Linked DNA regions of Homo sapiens: region 2 is linked to region 1. A link is a contact called in ENCODE Hi-C or POLR2A ChIA-PET data. All regions are on one chromosome and are shown on one strand. Each heading gives the region's core, a stretch centred on a gene start or an enhancer-like site at or near the end of the contact. The rest is flanking DNA. Distances are from core to core; before and after follow the strand shown.

Region 1 (6,238 bases), core at 2,528-5,027:
TCAGCAAATGAGATGACTCCAAGCACAAGGTTTCTCTTTGAAAATGATTGAGAACATGTTTGCATACAGTGTTTACAAAGTTGAAGCAAACTATGCTTTGAATGAAGAGAGAATATGTCTCCATTTCTTCGCTGAGTGTGAAATGAGAGGGGGGTTTGTTAGCCCGACTCCAGCAGAGCTCTTGCCCATAGGAAGCCTGAGATCAAGGGTCACAAACTCAAGTGTCTACTGTGAAAATAAGATAAATAATGAAACAAGACAACTGTGATGCAACAGGAAATTGTGGAAACTCTGGCTAAGCCAAGAGCATACATCCTATTTGAAGACGGCTGCTATTCTCTCCCCTATTTGCATCCATGCAAGAATGAGAGTCCACTATGACCAGGTTTTCTAATTTTTCAAGAGAAGCCAGAAATGCTGATTTTTTTTTGGTAAGAAACTTTCTAAGCTAAGGAGTATTGTATGGGTGCCTTCTGCTGTGGGCCACCTGTTTCCAGTCTCTGTTCTAGAGGCTACCTAGTTATGGAAGTCACCTGTAACTGTCCCTATTTGTTCTGGAAGGAAGAGTGGACACTTGTAGGAAAAAGCCCAGACTCCTAGCCTGACATGGAAGACCTTTGCCTACTTCTCTAGACTTTTCTTTTTGTGCTGTGCTCATACCTTGTGCCCCAGCCCTGCTGAGCTAACTGTAGCTTGCCTAATGTGCGTGGAACAGAGATTCAATCCCAATCTTCACCTAAACACTTCACCTAAAGAAAATGGAAAATGGAGTTTCAGTGTAAGGCTGAGCTGAGATTGTGTGGAAGTTTAAAAATATGTCCACATCTTTTTTACTTTCTTTCCATTAGGAGGTGGGCTTGAAGGCTGGGCACGGTGGCTCATGCCTGTAATCCCAGCACTTTGGGAGGCTGAGGCGGGCAGATCACCTGAGGTCAGGAGTTTGAGACCAGCCTCAACATGGAGAAACCCCGTCTCTACTAAAAATACAAAATTAGCCGGGTGTGTGGTGCATGCCTGTAATCCCAGCTATTTGGGAGGCTGAGGCAGGAGAATTGCTTGAACCTGGGAGGCGGAGGTTGCTGTGAGCCGAGATCGTGCCATTGCACTCCAGCCTGGGCAACAAGAGTGAAACTCCATCTCAAAAAAAAAAAAGGAGGTGGGCTTGAAAATGGATTAGGGCTGGGAAGGGTAGTTGGGGATGGAAGGGGAGATGGGGATGGTTAACGGGTACAAAAAATAACTAAAAAGAATGAATAAGACCTACTATTTGATAGCACAAGAGAGTGACTATTGTCAATAATAACTGGCTGGGAGTGGTGGCTTATGCTTGTAATCCTTGCACTTTGGGAAGCTGAGGCAGGTGGATTACCTGAGGTCAGGAGTTTGAGACCAGCCTGGCCAACATGATGAAACCCTATCTCTACTAAAAATACAAAAAATTTAGCTGGGCATGGTGACAGGCCTGTAATCCCAGCTACTTGGGAGGCCTGAGGCAGGTGAATTGCTTGAACCCAGGAGGCGGAGGTTGCAGTGGGCCAAGATCCCGCACTGTACTCTAGCCTGGTCAACAAGAGCAAAACTCAGTCTTAAAAAAAAAAAACCCTATACATTTTTAAATAAAGAGTATAATTGGACTGTTTGTAACTCAAAGGATAAATGCTTGAGGGGATGGATACCCCATTCTCCATGATGTGCTTATATTTCACACTGCATACCTATATCAAAACATCTCATGTACCCCATAAATATACATACCTACTATGTACCCACAAAAATTAAAAATAATAAAAAAAAGGAAATAGATTGGGCTTTGTGACCAGGTCAACCAAGACAGTAGGTGGAAATGATGCCAAATGACTTTTGAGGCTAGGTCAAAAAAGGCAATGCAACTCCTACCTTGCTTGCTGCAACTCTCAGCTGGAAGCCCTCAGCTGCCATGCAAGCAGGCTACCCTGAAGGCACCATGCTGTGAGGAAGCCCAAACTAGCCCATCAGGAGAGACACCATGGAGAAGTTCTGAGGGGATGTAATGAGAGGCAGAGACACCCCACCAGTCCTCGGATGCTCCAGCTCCCTGCTCTTCTAGCTCCAGCCACCACCTGACTGCAACTGCCTGAGAAACCCTGAGCCAGAACCACCCCGCTGAGCCCTTCCCAAATTCCTGACTTGTGAAAATTGTGAGAGATAAAATTATTATTATTATAATAAGCCACTAGGTTTTGTGGTGATTTGTTATGCAGAACAGCTTCAAAGGAGAACTCAAAGTTTAGGCAGAGGCGGAGGCAGATGTAGTGTCTAGTGCCTAGTCTAGTCTGCTGTCCTTAATTCTGTGCACTTGACTCTTCACGTACCAGCCAAATTCCTGATATTCTTCTGCATAAATGCCAGAGGGAGCCAGGTTGGTTGGCTGATTTAGTTACTGTCACTGGTATTGAAAACCTCATCGGGTACCTCAGCCAGCCTGAGTCTTTGGGTTAGGTGCCCACTCATCCAATCAGTAGCCACTCTTGTAGAAGGCCAACCTGTCCCAGTTCACCTGGTTAGGGGCCTGTGGCCATGGCCCTTTCCATGTGAAGGGGAAGTTGGGGTGGCAGGTGTCTAGTGGATCCACCTGGCACCTGTGGTTTGTTGTCGTGTCTTTCCAGGCTTGTGCTCTATGCTTTAGAATCATCCCTACTCCCAATACTTACTCATCTTTTGAGTCTCAATTATGCATTACCTTCTTCATGAAGCTGGGCCATTCCCCTTGGAGACCCCCTGTCTCTTTGCACACCCTCCCTACTAAAGAGAGCTCACTGGCTTCCCCATCCATCTTTCCCACAAAGCTGACCATCCTCAGCTTATTCATCTCAGTCTTCCTAATGCCAGGCTTTGTGGCTGGCTCATAGCAGGGGCTGGATAAATCATTGATAAAACATGAATAGATGTGTTTAGTTGAAAGAGGATAAAGGGAATCATAACATCAGCTACTCTGGAGTGTGGAATGCTTTTGATGTCTGAGTTGGGAGGCTAGGTTCTGTTTCACTGCCTCTTGCAGTAGTTGATACCAGTTCATTGATTATGTCGTTCTGTTACCTGCAGTAGGAACAGATCGTGTCCTAAAAGTGTGTGGTCTGGAACTTGAAGCACATTTTCCCTCATAGAAACAGGTTAGTGGTTTTCAAATTAAAAATAAAATAAACCCAAAAAATCATGAAAAAAAAATTCTACAAGAAACTGAACTTGGAAAGTCAGCTTTGAGGTGGTTTGAAGTTAACAATGGACTGGTCTCTAAGCTTTGGAGGGATAGGGGAAGATGAAAGTGTTGGGGACCCCAGAGCTGCCAGTCAGTTAAAGGGCACTCAGATGCTGTTGTCCCAAATATATAAGTATGGGGGATGGGGGATCCAGGAATATATTTAATTTTTAAAAACTTCACTACTTTATGTTTAAATGGGTAATACACAATGATAGTACAGCTTTTATAATATTTTTATATTTTAGTAACAATGTTTTTACTTCAAATTTACCGTCTATGGGAAATGTTGAAAAAGAAAAGGCCACATAGTTTTCTCTACCCAGATTTCATGCACAGTAAGCTTTGCTTATCATTCCACACATTATTTTGAGTCTAGCTATTTCCTCCCCTCTCCACTCCTTTGACCTATTTTTAGGTCTAGAAGCTAAAAAAAAAAAAAAGATTGTCTAGTGAGGACCTAGTAGCTGGCAGCCCTGAGGGTGGGTGTACCCTGGGGCCTCAGCCCTGGCCTTAACAGGCCTTAGGTGTCGGGGGTGGTGGGGGGGAGGGTTGGGGATTCCAATCCATATTCTGTTAAAGGAACCCTCCCCTCCCTCTTTCTGGGTGAGGCCAAAGGCTGCCCAGTCAGCTGGCCTGGCCTGAGAAGGCTAAGATAGTGCAGGCGCTGTGGTTCCCCATCTCCTCTGCTTCCGTCTCCCACACACTTACAGTTTGGTCCTATTCTTCCCACCCCAAGCTGCTCTGGGGCTGCCACCCTCATACCCCGACCCCAGATCCCAGCCCCAGGCAGATCATTAGGCTGCAGTCAGTCCTGGTTCTTTGCCTTCCTCCCTACCAACTTCTGACTGTGCTGCAGAAAGCAGATAACTGAAAGCCACTCAATATACCTAGAAGGCAGGGCCATAGGATGAGCTTGGCCTTTGGAGTAGCAGACCATGGTTCAAATTGTAGTTGAAACCCCAGCTCTGGGACCTGTTTGCTGTCTGACCACGGGCAAATGACTTACCCTATCTGTGCTACAGTTTCTTATCTGTGAAGTGGAGAAGAGGATAATGATCTACTTTGGAGGGCATTGGGAATTAGAGAAAATGTATGTAAAGTGTCTGGTACAATGTGGCCTACAACTGCCCCTAATAAATGTTTATTGAGGCCTTATCCTCAGCTTTCCAGGAAAGCTGGGGAGGGTTTCCCTCTGGATCTCCTTGTGCTCATGGGGTCGGGACTCTAGGCTGGAGGAGCACAGATTTCCACAATCCTGTGGTACTCATATGTCCGGTAGAGCATCACCTTCATATTTAGAGTCTTCTTCTCCTTTCTTGCGTTAGGATCTTCATGGATTGCAACATTGCACCCTTTACCTAAATGAAACATCAGTGCATATAACTCTCCTCCCATTTTCACCAGGTTAAAACAAAAATTAGGATGGGCAGATGCCAGCCCTTGCTGGAGACCCAGGCTTCTGCATGAATGACTATCCATAAAGCATTTAGATGAGAGAATGTGAGGGAAAGCTGCTGTCCAAGATCTTCTCTGCTGGAGGATGGGACAATGGTCTCACATGCTCAGGAAGGTTTGTAACGTGGGGTTAAGCACGCTAACATGGAAGTTGAAACTCCTGGGTCCAAATCCTGGCTTTTCTAGTTACCAGCCAGGTGCATCAGTTTACTCATCTGTTAAAAGCAGAGGATGATGATGCTGATGAAGAGGATGATGAAGATGAAGATGATGGTACCCATCTCCTCAGGGTTACAGAAGGTGAATTGAATTGATGCAGTGAGAATGGAGTACACTGGACTCACTCATGAAGTATGTTAGCTGCTATGTTCATGCTTTCCCCCTTGGTTCTCTGTGTAGCTAGTGATAGAAATATCAAGCTTTCCAACAAGACTGTCCCTTACCACGTTTTCTTTCTTTTGTTAGCCTTTAGATTTTTTTCTGATTATAAAGGTTATATATGCTCAAGACAAACCACTTATAAAATGTAGAAAGACAAGGCTGGGCACGGTGGCTCACACCTGTGATCCCAGCACTTTGGGAGGCTGAGGCAGGCTGATCACCAGGTCAGGAGATCAAGACCATCCTGGCTAACACGATGAAACCCCGTCTCTACTAAAAATACAAAAAAAAATTAGCTGGGCTGGTGGCGGCCGCCTGTAGTCCCAGCTATTTGGGAGGCTGAGGCAGGAGAATGGCATGAACCTGGGAGGCGGAGCTTGCAGTGAGCCGAGGTCACGCCACCGCACTCCAGCCTGGGCGACAGAGCGAGACTCCGTCTCAAAAAAAAGTTGAAAGACAAAAAGAAGACAATGAAAACACACATCATATTACCGCTCCAGAGATGCTGTGAACATTTTTATGTATTAGGAAATAGATATTTATAGTCATTAGTATAGTATGTAAAAATGAGAGCCTATTAAAACGTGCAGCAGTGACCTATAGAAACCAAAGGTAAAAAAAAATCTGTGTTTGAAATCTGTTTGTTGCCTGTCCAAGTGCTCACTGCAGCTCCCCAGTGTGTTATGGAGCACAGGTTCTTAAAACTAGTGCTAGGCCTACAGCCTAACTTGGGAGCTTGAGAGAAGTTCAAACTCCCTGGCTGCACCTGCTGAATCAGAGAGCCTGGGGTGGGCACAGCAATCTATATTTTAACAAGCCCTCCAGAGGATTTTGAAGTCTGTTCAAATTTGAGAACCATTCTTAGAAATCAAAGTTCTAGCCCAGGTGCGGTGGCTCATGCCTGTAATCCCAGCACTTTGGGAGGCCCAGGAAGGTGGATCACTTAAGCCCAGGAATTTGAGACCAGCCTGGGCAACATAGTGAGACTCCATCCCTACAAAAAATATGTATTAAAAAAATTAGCTGGACATGGTGGCACATACCTGTAATCCTAGCTACCTGGAAAGCTGAGGTGGGAGAATCACCTGAGCCTGGGAAGTCAAGGCTGTAGTGAGCTGTGATCACACCACTGCACTCCAGCACGAATGACAGATTAAGTTCCTG
Region 2 (6,238 bases), core at 2,348-4,847, 49 kb after region 1:
GCTTTGCAGAAAGCAGTTGTAAAATAGAGCAGCCAACACATCATGGTGAAAGATTTAATGAGGCAATTGAAGAAAGTACTTCCATATCTTGCGGGTTCTTCTAAGCTACCAGTCTTGTTACTTTATAATCTCACCACACTGAAGAGTCACACTCTGGAACCTACAGATATGATGAGTTTTGTCAAAACAGCTCTGCAGATGGGACGAGGAACTGTAGTTCCTTTGAGCCAGATCTCTAAAGGGGATCCCCTTACCCGCTTCTGAGTCTAGAGGTCTCCAGCAGAGGCTGCGTCTTATTGCAGTGGACCCGCCTTGTATATCAAGTGAAACTAACTTTGCTTCTGCTGCAATAACTGATTGAACCAGGGATCATTACCCAAACCAAAGGCGACTGGGTATAGATTGGACATCATGGAGCTCAACCCATTGTGAGGTGGCTTGGAGAAAAATTTAGCTCTTAGTACAGGTGATCCACATCGGATGGGACAGAAAAACCCAACCAAATCTTCTCTATAAGGCATATAAATGTCAGATCCACAGAGGGATGTTGGTATACCCTTAGTAAACAAAGCTGTCGGTGGTTCAGTTCTCCTTGAGTCCTGGTTATCAAACCCAGCATACACTGGGACTCAAACAAACAGAAGAGTTGAGAAGAATAAACAGATCCTGCATGCTCTCACATTCCCTTGTATGCTCATCTCTATTTCCAAGCCATCCTTGAAATAGAAAAACATCTTTATGTCCTAAAACAATTTAAGGACCTTTTAATCAATGTGTAAACAGACCTAGGATTAGAGTTAAAGAGGTGGAAAGTAAATCCCACATGCAGAAGATCTGAGACCCTGGAGAAGAGGCACTGTGCTCTAGCCCAGCACTCTATAAGCATCAAGTTAGGCAGACATCTGCTGGTGAGGAGAGAAAGGTAGCTTCGCTGTCGGTACTGTCAAAGACAAAGGTGAAGACTTGCTCCCAGCTGCTGCAGGAAAACATTCTATAGTGTGGTCCACAATGTATGAGAGACTAAAAAAGTTCAAGCACATTAGGAATGAAAGCTTCTTTGTCCACACCCCTTCAGTAGAGGATCTCATCCTTTCCCATGCCTCTAAATATAAGTGAACTTGACAACTCCCAAATTTTACCTGCAGCCAGATTTCTGATATGAACAGAAACTCATGTAACTGTCCACTTGTGATCTCCGCTTGAGTTATCACAGGCATTTCAGTTTAGCATGTCTGAAATGGAACTCCAGATCTATCCATCAAATCCATTCTTCCCCATATTTCTGTCTCAATAAAGGGTACTTCTCACTTGCTTAAGTCAGGAACCTGGAGTCGCTCTTCATCCTTCATATCCAATCCACCAGCAAGTGCTGTCAGTTCTATCTCCAAAACATGTCTTGACTCCACCCGCTTTTCTCCCTCTCTACAGCCATCATCGTTTGCCAGACCACAATCATCTTTTGCCTGTTTGGCTCAGTGGCCTCCTAACTGGTTGACCAGTTCCCCTTCTGCTCTTTTCCAATCCTTGTTCCAGACAACAGCCTGAGTGATTAAAATATCACCCCTCTGTATTTGCAGATTCTGCATTCAGAAATTCAACCAACTGCGGATCAGAAATATTTGAAAAAAATTAAAAATAACAATACAACAATAAAAATAATGCAAATTAAAAAACCAATACAGTACAACTGTTTGCATAGCATTTACATTGTATGAGGTATTAGGAGTAATCTAGGGATGATTTAAAGTATATGGGAGGATGTGTGTAGGTTATATGCCAAAACTATGCCATTTTATATCAGGAATTTGAGTATTTTGGTGTCCCTGGGGAGTTCTGGAAGCAATTCCTTGAAGATACCTAGGAATGCTGTATATATACACAGTCAACATGTCTCTTAACAATGAAAATATGTCCTGAGAAATGCGTCATTAGGTGATTTTGTCATTATGGGAACATCATTGAGTGTTCTTACACAAACCTAGATGGTAGAGCCTACTACACACCTAGGCTGTATGGTATAGCCTATTGCTCCTAGGCTACAAACCTGTACAGCATGGTACTCTATTGAGTACTGTAGGCAATTGGAGTACAATAGTATTTGTGTATCTAAACATAGATAAGGTACAGTAAAAATATGATATTATAATCTTATGAGACTGCTGTTGTATATGCGGTCTATTGTTGACTGAAATATCATTATGTGGCATATGACATGTATACACACACACACACACACACACACACACACACACACACACTGAACCATGCCACTGACCTGCTTAGTACCCTTTAGAGGCTTCCCATTGAACTTGGAATAAAAATCCCACCTTCCTCTCATAGCCTTTCAGATTCTCCCTGGAGCTGAGGTTCATCTCACGCCCCCTTCATCTATGCTGGCCCTGCTCTACTTCTCACAGAGGCATGTTCTTGCCAAGATATTTCCTGCTTCAGTGCCTGTGAGCATGTGGTTCCCTCTCCTGCAAGGCTTTCTGGCCCCCACTCTGCCTGGCACTGAGGCATGTCATGCACATTGTATTTTCATGAACAATGTCCCTTAGAGCTGTCCATCAAGGCAGCCCTCTTTCCTGACCACACAACCTAAAATCAGCTGCCAGCTTCTCACTCTCAGAGACCACATTTTTTTTCCCTCATAGCCTGTAACACAACTTGTAATACATATTTATTTGGGTATTTACTTTTTAAATCTCTCATGCCTCCTTAGACTGTAAGCTTCCTTCAGGTAAGGATCACACTTGACATGTTAACCACTGTATATCTATGGGCTTGATACAGTGCTTGGTGTAAATCGGTGTTCTGTAAATTCTTGTGGAATGAATGAAGTAAGGAAAACCCACAGGGCAAGGGGAACAGGGTCTAACAGGGCTGGGTGAGAGTGAATTAAGCAAAAATATGACACCAATACTGAGCAAACTCCAGGCTTGAGGGCATGGCATGCTGGTGCTTCTCTGAGAGTCCCATCTGCCCAGGCTCTTAGAACTGTGTGCTGATAGCTCTTTAAGTGAGGGTAAATATTAACACACCAGGATTACCCCAACTGTGAACTCAACCTATGTGGTCCGAGTTAAAGGCCTTATCTCTTGCTACAATCACCAGACACAAATGAAGAGAGATCAGTATTCTATGCTTCTCTCCCTCCTCCCACACTTCCACTCCATATCCTGGTATTCTTTGCCCTTTCAAGCTTCTGTGCTCTGCCTTCACTATTTATTTATTCTTTTGCTTCTCCTTTCTCCATGCCCAGGAGGCTGCCCTTTCTTTTTGGCCCCTGTATTCCAGAGGGATCTCAGGCATTCTAGCCCTTGACTTGGGTCACCACTGCTGAATCAACCGCCCCATTCTCATGTCTTTCCTTCGGGTCTTTCGGACAGTCTTGGCTAGAGAGCCCCAGCCACCTGCCTGGCCCTGCTGACCAGCACAGGCTCCCACCGATCAGTCTGTTATCTTTGCTCCCTGATCCTCACTCTCTGAGGCTGCACGTAGCTCTCTCTCTAGAGGGAGGGAGAGCCATTTCTCATGCTCCTGTGATTTAAAAAGGCAGGCATTACTTTATCACAAAGCGCCCAGAAAAACCATAGCCCAGAATAAAAACAGATCCCTTTCTCTGTGGTCTCTTTCTGCTTCCTTTTTAAACTTCTCTTTTTTTGGTTGTACATATAGTCAACAGAAATTAAAACCATCAGTCAGTGGATATCAAGTTACTGTTGGAAAAACTACTGGTAGCATTATGTGTATATACTTTTATTCAAAATGTCATTACATGTTATCATGATGCACATACTATAAACTTCAATGGGTGTGAAAGGTAGACATGAAATGTTAAATTTCCCTTCTATGTCCACACCGCCCCACTTCCCCTTAGCAAGTTTCTTGCATAACATTCTGAAGATCCTGTGCATTTACAAACATGCATATAAGTGCACTTTCCTTCCCCTCCTCCCACTCTTCCATTGTTCTGCACCTTGCTCTGTTCTCTGAACAATATGTTCTGCATCAGGAATCCAAAAGTGTTCTAACTTTTTTTTTTTTCTTTTCAAGATGGAGTCTTGCTCTGTCACCCAGGCTAGAGTGCAATGGCTCAATCTCGGCTTACTGCAACCTCTGCCTCCCGGGTCCAAGTGATTCTCCTGCCTCAGCCTCCTGAGTAGCTGGAACTAAGGGCACGTGCCACCATGCCCAGCTAATTTTTGTATTTTTAGTAGAGATGAAGTTTCACCATGTTGGCCAGGCTGGTCTCGAACTCCTGGCCTCAAGTGATCTGCCCGCCTCAGCCTCCCAAAGTGCTGGGATTATAGGCTTGAGCCACTGTGCCTGGCCTCAAAAAAGTGTTCTAAGTTTTTATAGCTACATAGTATTTCATTTTTTGGACAAATCATAATTTACATTAAGAAAATGGCATGAAATTTCACACATATATTACAATATATTTATGAATAAATTCCTCAAAATCAAGGGGTATAAATACATTCATTTTTAATTTGATAGAGATTGTTGAATTGCCATCTGGAGTAATTTATGACCATGCTTGTTCTATACATCTTTGTCAGTATAGTTTACAAAATTTTTCTATTTTGCTAATCTGTGAACTGAAAAATGCAGTTATTATAATTTTAATTTGCTTTTTTTTTTTTTTTTTTTTGAGATGGAGTCTGGCTCTGTCTCCCAGGCTGGAGTGCAGTGGCACGATCTCGGCTCACTGCAGGCTCCGCCTCCCGGGTTCACGCCATTCTCCTGTCTCAGCCTCCTGAGTAGCTGGGACTACAGGCAACCGCCACCACGCCAGGCTATTTTTTTCTGTATTTTTAGTAGAGATGGGGTTTCACCGTGTTAGCCAGGATGATCTTGACCTCCTGACCTTGTGACCGCCCACCTCGGCCTCACAAAGTGCTGGTATTACAGGCATGAGCCACTGCGCCCGGCCGCATTTTATTTGACCACAAGCATATATTTGTATGTTTAGAGCAGGGGTGTCCAATCTTTTGGCTTCCCTGGGCCACATTGGAAGAAGAAGAATTGTCTTGGGCCACACAGAAAATACGCTAACACCAACAATAGCTGATGAACTGAAAAACAAAACAAAAATCACAAAAAAATCTCATAATGTTGGCCGGGCGCAGTGGCTCACGCCTGTAATCCCAGCACTTTGGGAGGCCGAGACGGGCGGAACACCTGAAGTCAGGAGTTCAAGACCAGCCTTAACATGGAGGAACCCCGTCTCTACTAAAAATACAAAATTAGCCAGGCGTGGTGGTGCAGGCCTGTAATCCCAGCTACTCGGGAGGCTGAGGCAGGAGAATTGCTTGAACCTGGGAGGTGGAGGTTGCAGTGAGCCGAGATCACGCCATTGCACTCCATCCTGGGCAACAAGAGCGAAACTCCATCTCAAAAAAAAAAAAATCTCATAATGTTTTAAGAAAGTTTATGGATTTGTGTTGGGCCACATTCAAAGCTGTCCTAGGCCACATGTGGCTTGTGAGCCGTGAGTTGGACAAGCTTGATTTTGAGCATTTATATTTCCTTTTCTATGAACGCTTCATAATCTGCCTATTTTTTCAAATGGAACAATAATTTTTTCCTTATTGATTTGTAAAAGTTATTTATATTTTCAGGAAGTTTGTTTATGGTGGGCTTGTCTTGAGTAATTAAAAAAATTTTAATGTAATTCAATTCAGCTTTCTTTTAAGGCATCTGGGTTTTTGTGTGATACTTAGGAAAGCTTTAATTACAGGGTATTACGTACATTCTCCCATGATTTTTTCTAATAATTTGATTTTTTACACATAAATCTTTGCTCCACCTGTAATTTATCTTGTTGTAACCAATAAGATAGGAATCCAAAATAAATTTTTCTTCCCAGATGGTCACCCTGATGTTCCTGATGTTCCAACACCATTTACTGGTTAATCCATCTTTTCCCTGATGACTTGAAAAACCAAAACTTTATCGTATACTAAGCCACTACATGGCTCTGGGCTTTTTATTCTGTCCACTAGTCTGTCTAATCATGTCTGGTGTCATGTGTTAAACTCTTTAACCTCTACTGTTATGTCAAAGGTGTTACAACAGTTTTTAGGCTAGCATTGGGGATGGTGTTGGTATCTGGCAAAGCTAACAGAGGGCTATATGGAGACTGAATCATTAATTCTGGCCTAAATAACTCTTCATTCAGCTCAGTGCCAACTACTATAAAACAGGTCCTGATACTTTTAAGGAACACTGG

The links. A loop is a pair of places that touch in the nucleus more often than their neighbours do. ChIA-PET counts read pairs that join two places held with the same protein, here RNA polymerase II (POLR2A). Pooled maps may share reads with other maps.
Region 2: a loop to region 1 is called in a map of astrocyte of the cerebellum, with 9 times the contacts of the local background. The contact joins two enhancer-like sites. A Hi-C loop is called at or near these places in 6 of 168 maps with a recorded cell type or tissue (Caco-2, HepG2, MCF 10A and 3 more), 1 of 37 single-sample maps with no recorded cell type and 1 of 50 pooled maps. POLR2A ChIA-PET finds 5 or more read pairs at or near these places in 7 of 52 experiments (A549, H1, HepG2 and 4 more).

The regions. Positions count from the first base shown.
Region 1 is chr2:74,764,846-74,771,083 of GRCh38, forward strand. The region is part of intron 1 of LOC102724482 (a long non-coding RNA gene); the gene reads right to left. Among named protein-coding and RNA genes, the nearest start is that of HK2-DT, 66 kb to the right of the region's middle. Within about 2 kb of position 3,778, at least 3 of the 41 ENCODE cell types and tissues checked have a DNase peak (open chromatin) inside an H3K27ac peak, as active enhancers do.
Region 2 is chr2:74,813,639-74,819,876 of GRCh38, forward strand. No RefSeq gene overlaps it. Among named protein-coding and RNA genes, the nearest start is that of HK2-DT, 17 kb to the right of the region's middle. Within about 2 kb of position 3,598, at least 2 of the 41 ENCODE cell types and tissues checked have a DNase peak (open chromatin) inside an H3K27ac peak, as active enhancers do.